Regions from separate parts of the Homo sapiens genome. Here region 2 is linked to region 1. A link is an interaction called in ENCODE POLR2A ChIA-PET data of the cell type or tissue named here. Cell type or tissue: Panc1. All regions are shown on one strand. Links, peaks and the distances in the headings refer to the core of each region. The heading gives the core; the rest is flanking DNA.

What was found. Peaks named below come from ENCODE experiments on the same cell type or tissue, not always from the same donor. Only the 100,000 strongest peaks of a DNase experiment are listed, where the experiment ranks them.
Region 2: POLR2A ChIA-PET joins it to region 1 with 5 read pairs; 5 of 35 experiments call an interaction of 5 or more read pairs at or near these places.

Annotation. Positions count from the first base shown.
Region 1 is chr19:9,641,674-9,648,195 of GRCh38, forward strand. ZNF562 (zinc finger protein 562) reads right to left here. Exons shown (of 6, transcript NM_001130031.2): 6 at 134-6,522. Among named protein-coding and RNA genes, the nearest start is that of ZNF561-AS1, 23 kb to the left of the region's middle. In Panc1, for the core only: a CTCF peak has its summit at 3,935 (motif pointing right); no DNase peak of the experiment used is centred there.
Region 2 is chr19:9,823,841-9,830,362 of GRCh38, forward strand. It overlaps UBL5 (ubiquitin like 5), which reads left to right and starts at 4,078. Exons shown (of 5, transcript NM_001048241.3): 1 at 4,078-4,144; 2 at 4,487-4,553; 3 at 4,752-4,835; 4 at 4,997-5,034; 5 at 6,125-6,275. The coding sequence starts at 4,498. The coding sequence ends at 6,168. RefSeq lists enhancers at 3,660-4,384, 3,795-3,844 and a silencer at 3,888-4,194. In Panc1, for the core only: no CTCF peak of the experiment used is centred there; a DNase peak (open chromatin) is centred at 4,011; H3K4me3 peaks cover 2,712 bases; H3K27ac peaks cover 2,123 bases.

The DNA of each region.
Region 1 (6,522 bases), core at 585-5,584:
GAGGTCATAGGTGGATCTCCTCATGGAGGGAGTGTAATGACAGGGGATGGGTCTCCTGAGGAGTTCTAATGTCCCAGGTTTCAGCACAAAATGTTACATGCGTCTGAGTAAAGAGAGCACCTAGCAGGCTTTGTGCGAGCAACAATGGCTGTGTATTACATCCGGATGTGGATGGGCTGTCCAACAAAACAGTCAGCAAAGGGTGGTGGGATTATCATTAGTTCTCATAGGTTTGGGATAAGCGGTGGAGTTAGGAGCAATTTTTTTTGTAGGCAGTGGGGTGGACGTTACAAAGTACATTCTCAAGGGCGGGGAGGATGTTACAAAGTACATTCACAAGGGCGGGGAGGGTGTATCATCACAAGGGTGGGGAGGAAGGTTACAAAGTACATTTACAAGGAGAGGAAAGGTGTACTGTCACAAGGGCCAATGGCAGGGTACATTCACTAGGTGGGGGAGGATGTATCTTATAAAGTACATTCACAAGGGCAGGGGAATATCACAAAGTACATTATCACAAGGGCGGGGGGATGTCACAATGGCTTGACCATGGTATGGCCAGCTCAGAGTACCTTACAGTTCTGATGTTTAAAATTACATTCTTTTTTTTCTTTAAAAAAAAAAAAAAAAACAGGGTTTCACTCTGTCACACAGGCTGAAGTATAGTGGCATTATCATGGCTCACTGCAGCCTTTACTTCCTGGGCTCAAGCAGTCCTTTGCCTGAGTACCAGGGACTACATACGTGCACCACCACATCCAGCTAATTTTTAAAAATATATTTTGTAGAGAAGAGATCTCTCTATGTTGCCTAGGCTGCCCTCAAACTCCTGAGCTCAAGCGATCATCCTTCCTTGGCCTCCCACATTGTTGGCATTACAACTGTGAGCCACTCTGCTTGGCCCTTTATTCTTTTACATATTTAATTTTTTAAAAAATCAACAAAGATAGAGGGAAAACCCAAAATGGAATACGAACAGGAACAATCAATCTGAACTTTGTATCAAATGGGTAATAAGACTATGTAACAGGAACAACACAACAACAGTTGCTGCCTAGACATTAGAAATAGAGGCCAGGCACAGTGGCTCAACCCTGTCATCCTAGCATTTTGGGAGGCTGATGCAGAAGGATAACTTGAACAGGATTTCAAGACCAGCCTGGGCAATATAGTGAGACACAGTCTCGACCAAAAAAAAAAAAATTTAAAAATAAAAAAATTAGCCGGGCCTGGTGGTACATGCCTGCATTCCCAGCTACTCAGAAGGCTGAGGTGAGAGGATTGCTTGAGCCCAGGAGGTCGAGGCTGCAGTGAGCTATGATTGCACCACTGCACTCCAGCCTAGGTGACATGGCAAGACACTGTCTCTGGAAAAAAAAAAAAAAAAAAAGAACACCACCGGCCACTGTGGCTCATTCCTGTAATCCCAGCACTTTGGGAGGTTGAATCAGGCTGAATCAGGGGGGTCTCAGGAGTTCAAGACCATCCTGGCCAACATGGCAAAACCCCGCCTCTACTGAAAATACAAAAATTAGCTGGGTGTGGTGGTGCACACCTGTAATCCCAGGTACTTGGGAGGCTGAGGCAGGAGAATCACTTGAACCCAGGAATTGGAGGTTGCAGTGAGCTGAGATCACGCCACTGCACTCCAGCCTGGGTGACAGAGCGAGACTCTGTCATTCATAAATAAATAAGTTTAGAAAAAAAAAATGTGTCTGAAAGGGTCTTGAGCATCCCTCTGGGCAAATTCCAGGCATCATCCATAATGATGAATGCACAAATACAAAGATACGAATGAGCCAGAGCCAACCTTATATTCCTGCAGTAAATGCCACTGGGTTTACTATTTTCTTATCAAGCAGTTGGAATTTATTTGCTAATCCGTTCCTTCCTAGCTTCCTTTTTTCCTTCTTTTTTTTTTTTTTTTAAATGGAGTCTTGCTCTGTTGCCCAGGCTGGAATGCAGTGGCATGATCTTGGCTCACTGCATTTTTTAATTTTTAAGTTTTTTGTAGATGGGGGGCTTGCTATGCTGTCCAGGCAGGTCTCGAACTCCTGAGCTCAAGTAATCCTTTTGCCTCCTTTCAAAGTGTTGAGACTCCAGGCATAAGCCACTTTGCCCAGTTGCTACTATTATACTTAGCGCATTTTTTTGTTTGTTTGTTTTTTGAGACAGTCTTACTCTGTATCCCAGGCTGGAGTGCAGTGGTGTGATCTCGGTTCACTGTAACCTCCTGCCTCAGCCTCCCGAGTAGCTAGGAATACATGCACATGCCACCACGCCCAGCTATATTTTTTTAGTTTTAGTAGATACAAGGTTTCACCGTTTTAGCCAGGATCATCTCAATCTGACCTTGTGATCCACCTGCCTCAGCCTCCCAAAGTGCTGGGATTACAGGCATGTGAGCCACCGTACCTGGCTTACTTAGTGAATTTGTACCAATATTCATTACCAATATAATTCTGTAGTTTTTAATGACTGTACTGTTTTTATCAGTGATAAAAACGATACATATATACATCTTGTACTGCATCATAAAAAGATTTAGCAAGATTTGCTTCATTGTTAATACTCTGAAAGGATTTATGGAGAATTAGGACCAATTGGACCTTGAAAATGTCATGTAAAGATGTCTGGCTGGGCATGGTGGCTCATGCTTGTAATCCCAGCACTTTGGGAGGCCCAGAAGAGAGGATTACTCTAGCTCAGGAGTTTGAGGACAGCCTGGGCAATGGAGTGAGATACCTTCTCTACCAAAATAAAAAAGTGTGAGTTTAGGTGCTGTGTTCCTTGTTGTTGTTACAGTGTGAGCCACCGTGCCTGGCCGAGACTGGGTAAGTTATGAAGAAAAAGAGGTTTAATGGACTCACAGTTCCACATGGCTGGGGAGGCCTCAAAATCATGACAGAAGGTGAAGGAGGAGCAAAGGCACATCTTATATGGCAGAAGGCAAGAGAGCCTGTCCAGGGGAACAGCTGCTTATAAAACTGACAGACCTCATGAGATTTACTCACTGTGACAAAAACAGCACACGCCTATTATCCCAGCTACTTGGCTGACTGAGGCATGAGAATTACTTGAACAGCATGGGGAAACCCCCCCCCATGATTCTATTACCTCCCACCTGGTCTCTCCCTCGACACCATGGGGATTATGGGAGCTACAATTCAAGATGACATTTGGGTGGGGACACAGCCAAACCATATCAGCTGGCAACTTGCTTGCAGCTCATAACATCAACTGTTTCTTTGGGCCTTCAGTCCTGCTGACTTCCGGCCTCCTGAGTCCCTAAGCAGAGGAATACGAATTCAAATCTTGATTTTCTCATTGCAGCTCATAGTGGGAGATGCCCAGTCTCTCTGTGAACATTGACAGAATTTTTTTTTTTTTTTTGAGACAGAGTCTCACACTGTCACCAGGCTGGAGTGCCGTGGCGCAATATCAGCTCACTGTAACCTCCACCTCCCAGGTTGAAGTGATTCTCCCATCTCAGCCCCCAAGTAGCTGGGACTACAGGTGAGTGCCACCACACCCAGCTAATTTTTGTATTTTTAGTAGAGATGGGGGTTCACCATGTTGCCCAAAATGGTCTCAATCTCTTGGCCTCGTGATCCAACCATCTCAGCCTCCCAAAGTGCTGGGTTTAAAGGCATGAGCCACTGTGCCTGGCCCAGAATTCTTTACTGCTAACACGAGTGGGCCTGGTTCTGGAGGATTTCCCAGTGGGTCCTGAAGAACCACAGTTTATTGGCTTGTGGGCAAAGGGGTATGTGTATCAGTTGGCCTTTACTGTGTAATAAACAGCCACAAAAATTACTAGCTGAAAACAGCAGCTACTTAATTAGCAGAAGCCTCTTGAGGATGGACTTGCAAACCAAAGTTGTGCTGGTTTCTACTGGTCAAAGCAAGGACTGGCTCACATAAAAAGGAGAGAGATTGCACCTTCAGAGAGTAATCTCAAGACATCTGTAATCTACCACAGGGTGTCACTGGGCCTCTGTCAAGGAGCCTATTCTTTCTGCCACCAGATCTGTCTAATAGCTTGTGTGACAATGCACTTCCTTCTGGGTCTCTCTCCAAGTGTAGTAAGTGTATATGGGAATCACTTTATTCAAACAGTGTAGTGCACTTAGTTAGAAAGAAAAGGTATTAAGGAAGACTTATATTTAAAATTGTTATTTATGGTAACAACGAAAAGTAACATACAAATTTCAAACATCAAGAATAAAATAAATTAAAGGTATGATCAATACACATCAGTACAAAGAGGGGAACACAATGAAACAAACAAAAAAAATTAGATGCTAGAAATTAATCCAAATTATTACTAATTAAATGTCAGGCACTAAATGTGCAACATAAAAGGATTGTTAATTGGTATTATTCAAGTATTTTTTCTTTTTTTTTTTTTTTTTGTGACAGAGTTTCACTCTTGTTGCCCAGGCTGCAGTGCAATGGCGTGATCTCGGCTCACTGCAACCTCTGCCTCCCGGGTTCAAATGATTCTCCTGCCTCAGCCTCCCAAGTAGCTGGCATTACAGGCATGCACCACTAGGCACAGCTAATTTTGTATTTTTAGTAGAGATGGGGTTTCTCAGTGTTGGTCAGGCTGGTCTCGAACTCCCGACCTCAGGTGATCACCTGCCTTGGCCTCCCAAAGTGCTGTGATTACAGACATCAGCCACTATGCCCAGCGGTATACAGATTTTTTAAAACTCCAGCTAAAGTATGTATAAAAAGACACATTTTTTTAAAAAGCATACAGAAAGACTAAGAAGTAGAGGAAAATCAAGCTGATGTAACTATATAAATATCTAACAGAATTAGTGGAACAGAAAACATGCAAGAAATAGTGTAGATTTTTCAAGCGAAATATCTGAAAGAATTCATAAACCTGGGTACTCTCTACCAAGATTAACACAAGCAAAGGGAAAGAATGCACAATTAATAAGTTATTCCAGAATGCAAAAGGAGACTGAAGTTATACAACCAGCAAAAATGAAAAATATAAAAAGTATAAATTTTTGCTACACATTTGGAAATAAAAACATGCCTAGAAGAATATTCTCAAAATACTTATGCAAGCCTTAGTTGTCTTTTTTTTTTTTTTTTTATGAGATGGAGTTTTGCTCTTGTCACCCAGGCTGGAGTGCAGTGGCAAGAACTCAACTCACTGCAACCTTCGCCTCCCAGATTCAAGCAATTCTCCTGCCTCAGCCTCCCAAGCGGCTGGGATTACAGGCGCCCGCCAACTCACCTGGCTAATTTTATTTTTTGAATTTTTAGTAGAGACAAAAGTTTCACCGCATTGGCCAGGCTGGTCTCGAACTCCTGACCTCAGGTGACCCCCTGCCTTGACCTCCCAAAGTGCTGTGATTAAAGCCGTGAAGCACCGTGCCCAACCTAGTTGTCTTTTTTTTTTTTTTTGAGACGGATTCTCGCTCTGTCGTCAGGCTGGAGTGCAGTGGTGTGATCTAGGCTCATTGAAACCTCCACTTCAGGGGTTCAAGAGATTCTCCTGCCTCAGCCTCCTGAGTAGCTGGGATTACAGGGGCACAATACCGTGCCCAGCTAATTTTTGTATTTTTAGTAAAGACGGGGTTTCAACATGTTGGCCAGGATGGTCTTGATCTCTTGACCTCATGATCTGCCTGCCTCAGCCTCCCAAAGTGGTGGGATTACAGGCATGAGCCACCACTCCCAGCCTGATAACTGTTTTATTTATTTATTTTTATTTTTTTGGAGATATGGGGTCTGTGTTGCCCAGACTGATCTTGAACTCCTGGCCTCAAGGAATCCTTCTGACTGAGCTTCCCAGTGTGCTGGGATTAAAAGTGTGAGCCACTATGACCAGCCAGAAGAGATAATTTTAACTTTTTAAAATATTTTGCAGTATTGGCCGGGCACAGTGGCTTGTGCCTGTAATCCCAGTACTTTGGGAGTATGAGGCATGCAGATCACCTGAGGTCAGGAGTTTGAGACCAGCCTGGCCAACTTGATGAAACCGTCTCTACTAAAAATACAAAAATCAGCCAGGCAAGGTGGAGGCTGTCTGTAATCTCAGCTACTCGGGAGGCTGAGGCAGGAGAACCACTGGAACCCAGGAGGTGGAATTTGCAGTAAGTTGAGATCACACCATTGCACTCCAGCCTGGGCAACGAGTGAAACACTAACTCAAAAACAAAGAAACAAACACCAACTCAAAAACAAAGAAACAAACCAAAAAAATGAAAATATCTTGTAGTATTTTTAAATAGAGATGTGGTTTCGCTATGTTGCCCAGGCTGGTTTGAACTCCTTGGCTCAAGGGATCTTTTTGCCTCAGCCTCCAAAAGTGCTGGGATTACAGGCCTGAGCCACTATTCCCAACCTAGATGACTCTTATAGATTAAGAATTTAGAAATAGTAGGAACATGCCCCACTACAGTATATGACAGTCATTATATACAAATATCATTAAGGGACAATTTTTTAAAAATCACAATGTTATTCAAACATAGCTCCATAACATATTAGTAAAGG
Region 2 (6,522 bases), core at 979-5,978, 180 kb after region 1:
TGGGGATTTCAAGAAAACACCAATTACCAGAGCAATCAGTCCAAAGCATTTATTAGGGAAACTTACAGAGTGCTCCAACAATCATCAAGACAGGAACGAAAAGGGGTGTTCTACCGAGGCACAGCTGCAGCTAGGGGGTCAGGACATGGAGTTCAGATGCACAAGTCAGCATGTCTGGTTTCCATTACTATTTTGAGTAATGGGCCACCTGCTGGTCTGGCAGGTGTCAGCTTGACCAAAACAGGATTGTGGATTCTTTCCCTGGGATGGGACGTTCCACAACCTTGGTTTTATATTTAGATTTTCTTTTTTTTGTTTGGTTTCTTTTGGAGACGGAGTCTCACTATGTCTCCCAGGCTGGAGTGTAGTGGCGTGACCTCGGCTCACTGCAGCCTCTGCCCCCCTGGGTTCAAGAGAAGAATTCTCCTGCCTCAGCCTCCCAAGTAGCTGAGACTACAGGCGCAGGCCACCACGCCCGGCTAATTTTTTGTATTTTAGTAGAGACGGGGTTTCAGCGTGTTGCCCAGGCTGGTCTCCAACTCCTGAACTCACACAATCCGCCTGCCTTGGCCTCCCAAAGTGCCAGGATTACAGGTGTGAGCCACCACACCTGGCCTATATTTAGATTTTCAAGGCCAGTTTCTGGAATTTTTAAGCAAAGTACACGGGATAAACATTATGAGACCTTAGCACAGAAAAACAGAAGAGAGGTTGGGTGTGGTTGCTTACACTTGTAATCCCAGCACTTTGGGAGGCCGAGGCAGGCGGATCACCTGAGGTCGGGAGATCAAGACCAGCCTGACCAACATGGAGAAACCCCGTCTCTACCAAAAATACAAAATTAGCTAGGCATGGTGGTGCATGCCTGTAATCCTGGGAGTTTCTCTCTTGTTGCCCAGGCTGGAGTGCAATGGCACCATCTCGACTCACCGCAACCTCCGCCTCCCTGGTTCATGCGATTCTCCTGCCTCAGCCTCCCAAGTGGCTGGGATTACAGGCATGCGCCACCATGCCAGGCTAATTTTGTATTTTTACAAAATTAAAGAGATGGGGTTTCTCCATGTTGGTCAGGCAGGTCTTGAACTCCTGGCCTTAGGTGATCTGCCCACTTTGGCCTCCCAAACTGCTGGGATTACAGGTTTGAGCCACTGCACCTGGCCTTGGAGAATTCTTAAACCACTGTAGCAGTATAGTTCAACGATAGTAAAAGGGGGTTTTAGTCTCTGGATCCTGCCATTCAAAAGCAAATAGGCCGGTTGCGGTGCCTCACGCCTGTAATCCCAGCACTTTGGGAGGTCGAGGTGGGCAGATCACTTGAGGTCAGCAGTTCGAGACCAGCCTGGACAACATGGTGAAATCCTGTCTCTACTAAAAATACAAAAATTAGCTGGGCGTGATGGCATGTGCCTGTAATCCCAGCTACTAAGGAGGCTGAGGCAGGAGAATCGCTTGAACACGGGAGGTTGTGGTGAGCTGAGTTTGTTCCACTGCACTCCAGCCTGGGCAACAGAGCGAGACTCTGCCTCAAAAAAAAAAAAAAAAAAAATTGAGATAGCCTCACTCTGTGTTGCCCAGGATGGAGGGATGGAGTGCAGTGGCGCGATCTCAGCTCACTGCAACCTCCGCCTCCCGTGTTCAAGCGATTCTCCTGCCTCAGCCTCCAGGTAGCTGGGATTACAGGTGCCTGCCACCACACCTGGCTAATTTTTTTTTTTTTTTTTTAATAGAGACGGGGTTTCACCATGTTGGCCAGGCTGGTCTCGAACTCCTGACCTTGTGATCTGCCCACCTCAGCCTCCCAAAGCGCTGGGATTACAGGTGTGAGCCACTGTGCCTAGCCTCAAAAAAAATTTTTTTTTAAAGGCCAGATATCTCCACAGGTAGCTTACTTTATGTTATGGAAAGTGCCAATTTACTGAGCACCAAATGAATACATAATGGAGTATTCTTCATGTAGATTAAATAATGTGACCATACTCTCCCTCTTTCCCCTCCAGCCCACTTTTCCCTTTAAATAATGAAGCCCTCAAAATCATATTTGGAAAAAAGCACGGATCACAGATTGTTCCTGGGGTTTTGTGTTCCTTTTCTCCCAGGCTTGTCCTTAACCTTGTCTACATAAACCTGTCAATTTATTGAGACCTGTCTCAGATACTTTTTGGTTTACAAATTGTTTGACTGAATTGAGGAAGGACGGTCCTTGTCCCACCAGCCCTCACAAACCTGGAATCTGGTACAAAGTGCTCCCCAAAGATACAGCTGCAGGAGATTGTGCAAATGTGCAATGTTTCCAGTTACCTCGCAGGCATTTAAGGTTGGTGACTGGCAGTGAGAAAGGAGAATAGGGAAAATGAGGCAGAAGAATAGCAAAGGGAATTAAAAGTTGGATAAAGGGTAAAATACGTAAAAGCAGAGAGCAGAAGCAAGGTGAAAGGGCACCCGCCCCTTCTTGCTCACCCAGCAAGAAGCAAGATAAATGGCAGAAGCTGAGGAGACAAAACAAAAGGAAGATTAAAAACTGAGTAAAGGCCGGGCACAGTGGCTCACACCCAACACTTTGGGAGGCTGAGGCAGGCGGATCACGAGGTCAGGAGATCGAGACCATCCTGGCTAACACAGTGAAACCCCGTCTCTACTAAAAATACAAAAAAATTAGCCGAGGGTGGTGGGGGGCGCCTGTAGTCCCTGTTACTCGGGAGGCGGCTGAGGCAGGACAACGGCGTGAACCCGGGAGGCGGAGCTTGCCGTGAGCCCAGATCACGCCACTGCACTCCAGCCTGGGCGACAGAGCGAGACTCCATAAATAAATAAATAAATAAATAAATAAAATTAAAAAAAAAACAGTAAAAATCCCACGGCCGGGGAAATCAGGACCAAACCAGTAAGGAGCAGCTCTTTAGGCATAAGCACGCGCATTAAAGACAAAAAGTATCCTTAACATGATAAGGATAACCAGCTCATTAGCGCTCATGCATATGGACGGCATATCATGAATGGAGGCGGCTCTCAAGCACACAGGGGCCAAAGTAAGCAACACACCTATCATTCAAAAAGGTAGACACTGGCTAGATATTAGGCAGCCTTGGGAAGAGAAAAAAAGCCTGGCCAATAAGGTGAAACCCCATCTCTACTAAAAGTACAAAAATTAGCCGGGCGTGGTGGCGGGCGCCTGTAATCCCAGCTACTTACTCGGGAGGCTGAGGCAGGAGAATCGCTTGAACCCGGAAGGCGGAGGTTGCGGTGAGCCGGCACCGCGCCATTGCACTCCAGCCTGTGCAACAGAGCGAGACTACGTCTCAGAAAAAAAAAAAAAAAAAGACCCAAACTATACCAAGCTGGGGCTGATCTTATCTCGCAGAGGTCAGTCCGCTCTCCCCACTCCGAGAGTGGAATACTGTGCTTAATAAACTTGCAGCTTTGCCATCTCTGTGTGTCTGGTCCAAATCTTTCTTCAGGACACCAAGAGCCTGGAACTGTCCGGCACCATGCGGTAACAGCAGCTGTTGGGCAGCGTAGAGTCTACTCTAGGATCAAGCTTCGCCTACTGACTGGAGTCCGTATCCCGGGGGAACGCGATGGCCAGAGGGAAGAGGTGAGCCAAATGCTCACCAAGCCCAGCCCTGAATGAACCCAGGGGGTCAGAAGGGATGACTGCAGAACTCGTCCCCCACCCCCACCCTCCGCCCTTGCTCCTAGTTGCCGCTGCAAGAGGCTTCGGGCTCAGGATCAGGAGCTTACCCCTACTCCCGGGACCCTCTGGCGTCCCCACCATGTGACCGAGTCTCCCTGCAACAAACAATGACTTCAAACGAGCTGGGCGCCGGCGCCTGACCTCTGACTCTCGCTCCACGCCCCTTCCCTGGCCACAAACCCGCCGAGGCCCCCCTCTCTACCCGGCGCGCCTACCACAGGCGCGACACCTGTCAAGCCTTGGGACACCGAAACCGTACCTGGGAACAGCAAACACACCACAGACTGCAGACCCGGAAGAACTTGTCCCAGTGTTGACCACACCCCCTGGCTAGGGGCAGGGCTTCCGGCCTCGAACTTTAACTTCCGCTTCCGGTTCCTAGCGTTAACTGCGACCGGGGTTCAGCGCTCGGGTGAGGAGCTGGTGGCGTCGGCAGGTTCGAGGCGATTCGAGGTGAGGGGGTCAAGCGGAGAGGCTCGGAGTCGGAGAAAGCTGTCGCGACCCAGCCACCCAGGGTCTGGGGTCGGTGGGAGGTGAGGCCAGGGAGTTTTGTGGCAGGGCTTTCAGGCGGCGAGAAGGGGCGGAGGCGCGGCTCCCCGGGGTTCGCGGCCCTGGGACAGGGGACTTGGGGCCTGGGAGTATTCGAGTCCGGGGGGTTGGGGGCAGAACGGAAGGCTCAGTAACCTGGAATTTTAGGGCCTGGGACTGGGAGACTTGTAGGCTGGGGCTTCTGGGCCTGGGAGACGCCTGAAGCTCTGACTTTGCTGCCTCCCACCCACCCCCCGCTTTGTGTAGCTCCAGCTAGGATGATCGAGGTTGTTTGCAACGACCGTCTGGGGAAGAAGGTCCGCGTTAAATGCAAGTATCCACTGGCAGCCGAGAGGCAGTGGTACCCGCAGGGGTGCTTGGCGTGAGGCAGGCAACTCAATCTGTGTTGTCGGATGGTTTTAGTTAAACCCGGGAGAGGGGGCGGATGGGGTCCTGGCAGATGGTATTCTGCCCTAGAATGTCCTCTTCCTCGTTCTACCGCTTCCATTTGCCTTAACTGCTCTGCGCCCAGCACGGATGATACCATCGGGGACCTTAAGAAGCTGATTGCAGCCCAAACTGGTACCCGTTGGAACAAGATTGTCCTGAAGAAGTGGTGAGTGCAGCGGTAGAGCCACTGGGTGGACTGGACTAGGCCGGAAGGTTTTGGTTGGGGGAGCGCTGCAGGCAGCCCTTTGCTTAGGCTTGGCTACCTCATTTGGCCTACAGACTGAAGAGCCTCCTTAGCCTTATCTCTGAAATGTCTCTTTTTCTTAGGTACACGATTTTTAAGGACCACGTGTCTCTGGGGGACTGTATCCTTTGTGTGACTTTTTGAGGAAGCATCTACATACCCAGCCTCGGTTATCTGTTCAAAACTAAAGTCTGCATGAGCTTATGCATATTAAGTGTTTAACTTAATACGTGGCACATGGTGAGCACTTAGAAAATGGGAGCTAGGTAATTATTTGGTTGGGGAGGAGAGTGGTTGGTGAAATAGTTTGACTTCAAGTTCAAAATATTTATTACTGACCTCCACCTGAGTGCTGGACAGTAGGTCAGGGTGGGGTGAGACTCAGGCATATCTATTGTGCAAAAGGAGCAGAAACTTTTTACAATTTTTATTTTATTTATTTATTTTTTTGAGACAGTCTGGCTCTGTCGCCCAGGCTGGAGTGCAGTGGCACGATCTTGACCCACTGCAACCTCCACCTCCCGGGTTCAAGCAATTCTGCCTCAGCTTCCCAAGTAGCTGGGATTACAGGTGTGTGCCACCACTCCCTGCTAGTTTTTGTATTTTTAGTAGAGATGAGGTTCCACCATGTATGCCAGGCTAGTCTCAAACTCCTGGCCTCAAGTGATCCTCCCGCCTCGGCCTCCCAAAGTGCTGGGATTATAGCCGTGAGCCACTGTGCCTGGCCTAGAAGGAACAGAAACTTTTTTTTTTTTTTTTGAGATGGAGTTTTGCTCTTGTTGCCCAGGCTGGAGTGCAGTGGTACAATCTTGGCTCACTGCAGCCTCTACCTCCCAGGTTTAAGCGATTTTCCTGTCTCAGCCTTCCAAGTAGCTGGGATTACAGGTGCCCACCACCACACCCAGCTAACTTTTTGTATTTTTAGTAGAGACAGGGTTTCATCGTGTTGGCCAGGCTGGTCTCAAACTCCTGACGTCAAGTGAGCCACCTGCTTCGTCCTCTCAAAGTGCTGGGATTACAGGTGTGAGCCACTGCACCCAGCCAGAAATTCTTTTGTAAAGTTTTGGTTCTCTCCAAATAAAAATGGCCTGGTCCAAAATGGGCTTCCTTAGCCCTGGGCTGAGACCTCAGGCCACCTGACCCGGCTGTGAATGGATGAGAGGGGTGGGGACGGAAGTCAGAGTCAGGATTCCTTAACACCTTTCCTTCAGATGAAATCCACGATGGGATGAACCTGGAGCTTTATTATCAATAGATGAGAATCCTCATCTTCCTGCCCCGCTTTCCTCTCCCATCCTCATCCCCCACACTGGGATAGATGCTTGTTTGTAAAAACTCACCTTAATAAAGACTTAGATGTTGCTTTGTTGTTGTCTCTGTATGACAGCTGTCTAGTGATGGGTGGATCAGTCGCTGTTTGGTCATCACTGCACCATCAGCATGCAGCTGCTAAAATAAGAGCTCTGATCAACTGGATCCATGAGGGCAGAGTAGACCAGCAGGCTGGGAGTCTGTGTGGGAGCCCAGAGAGAGCTCTGGGGTTTGCTGTGGGTGTCTGAAGGTCAAGAGACTCTGGGATTATTGTCACCCTAATAAACCAAAGAACCTC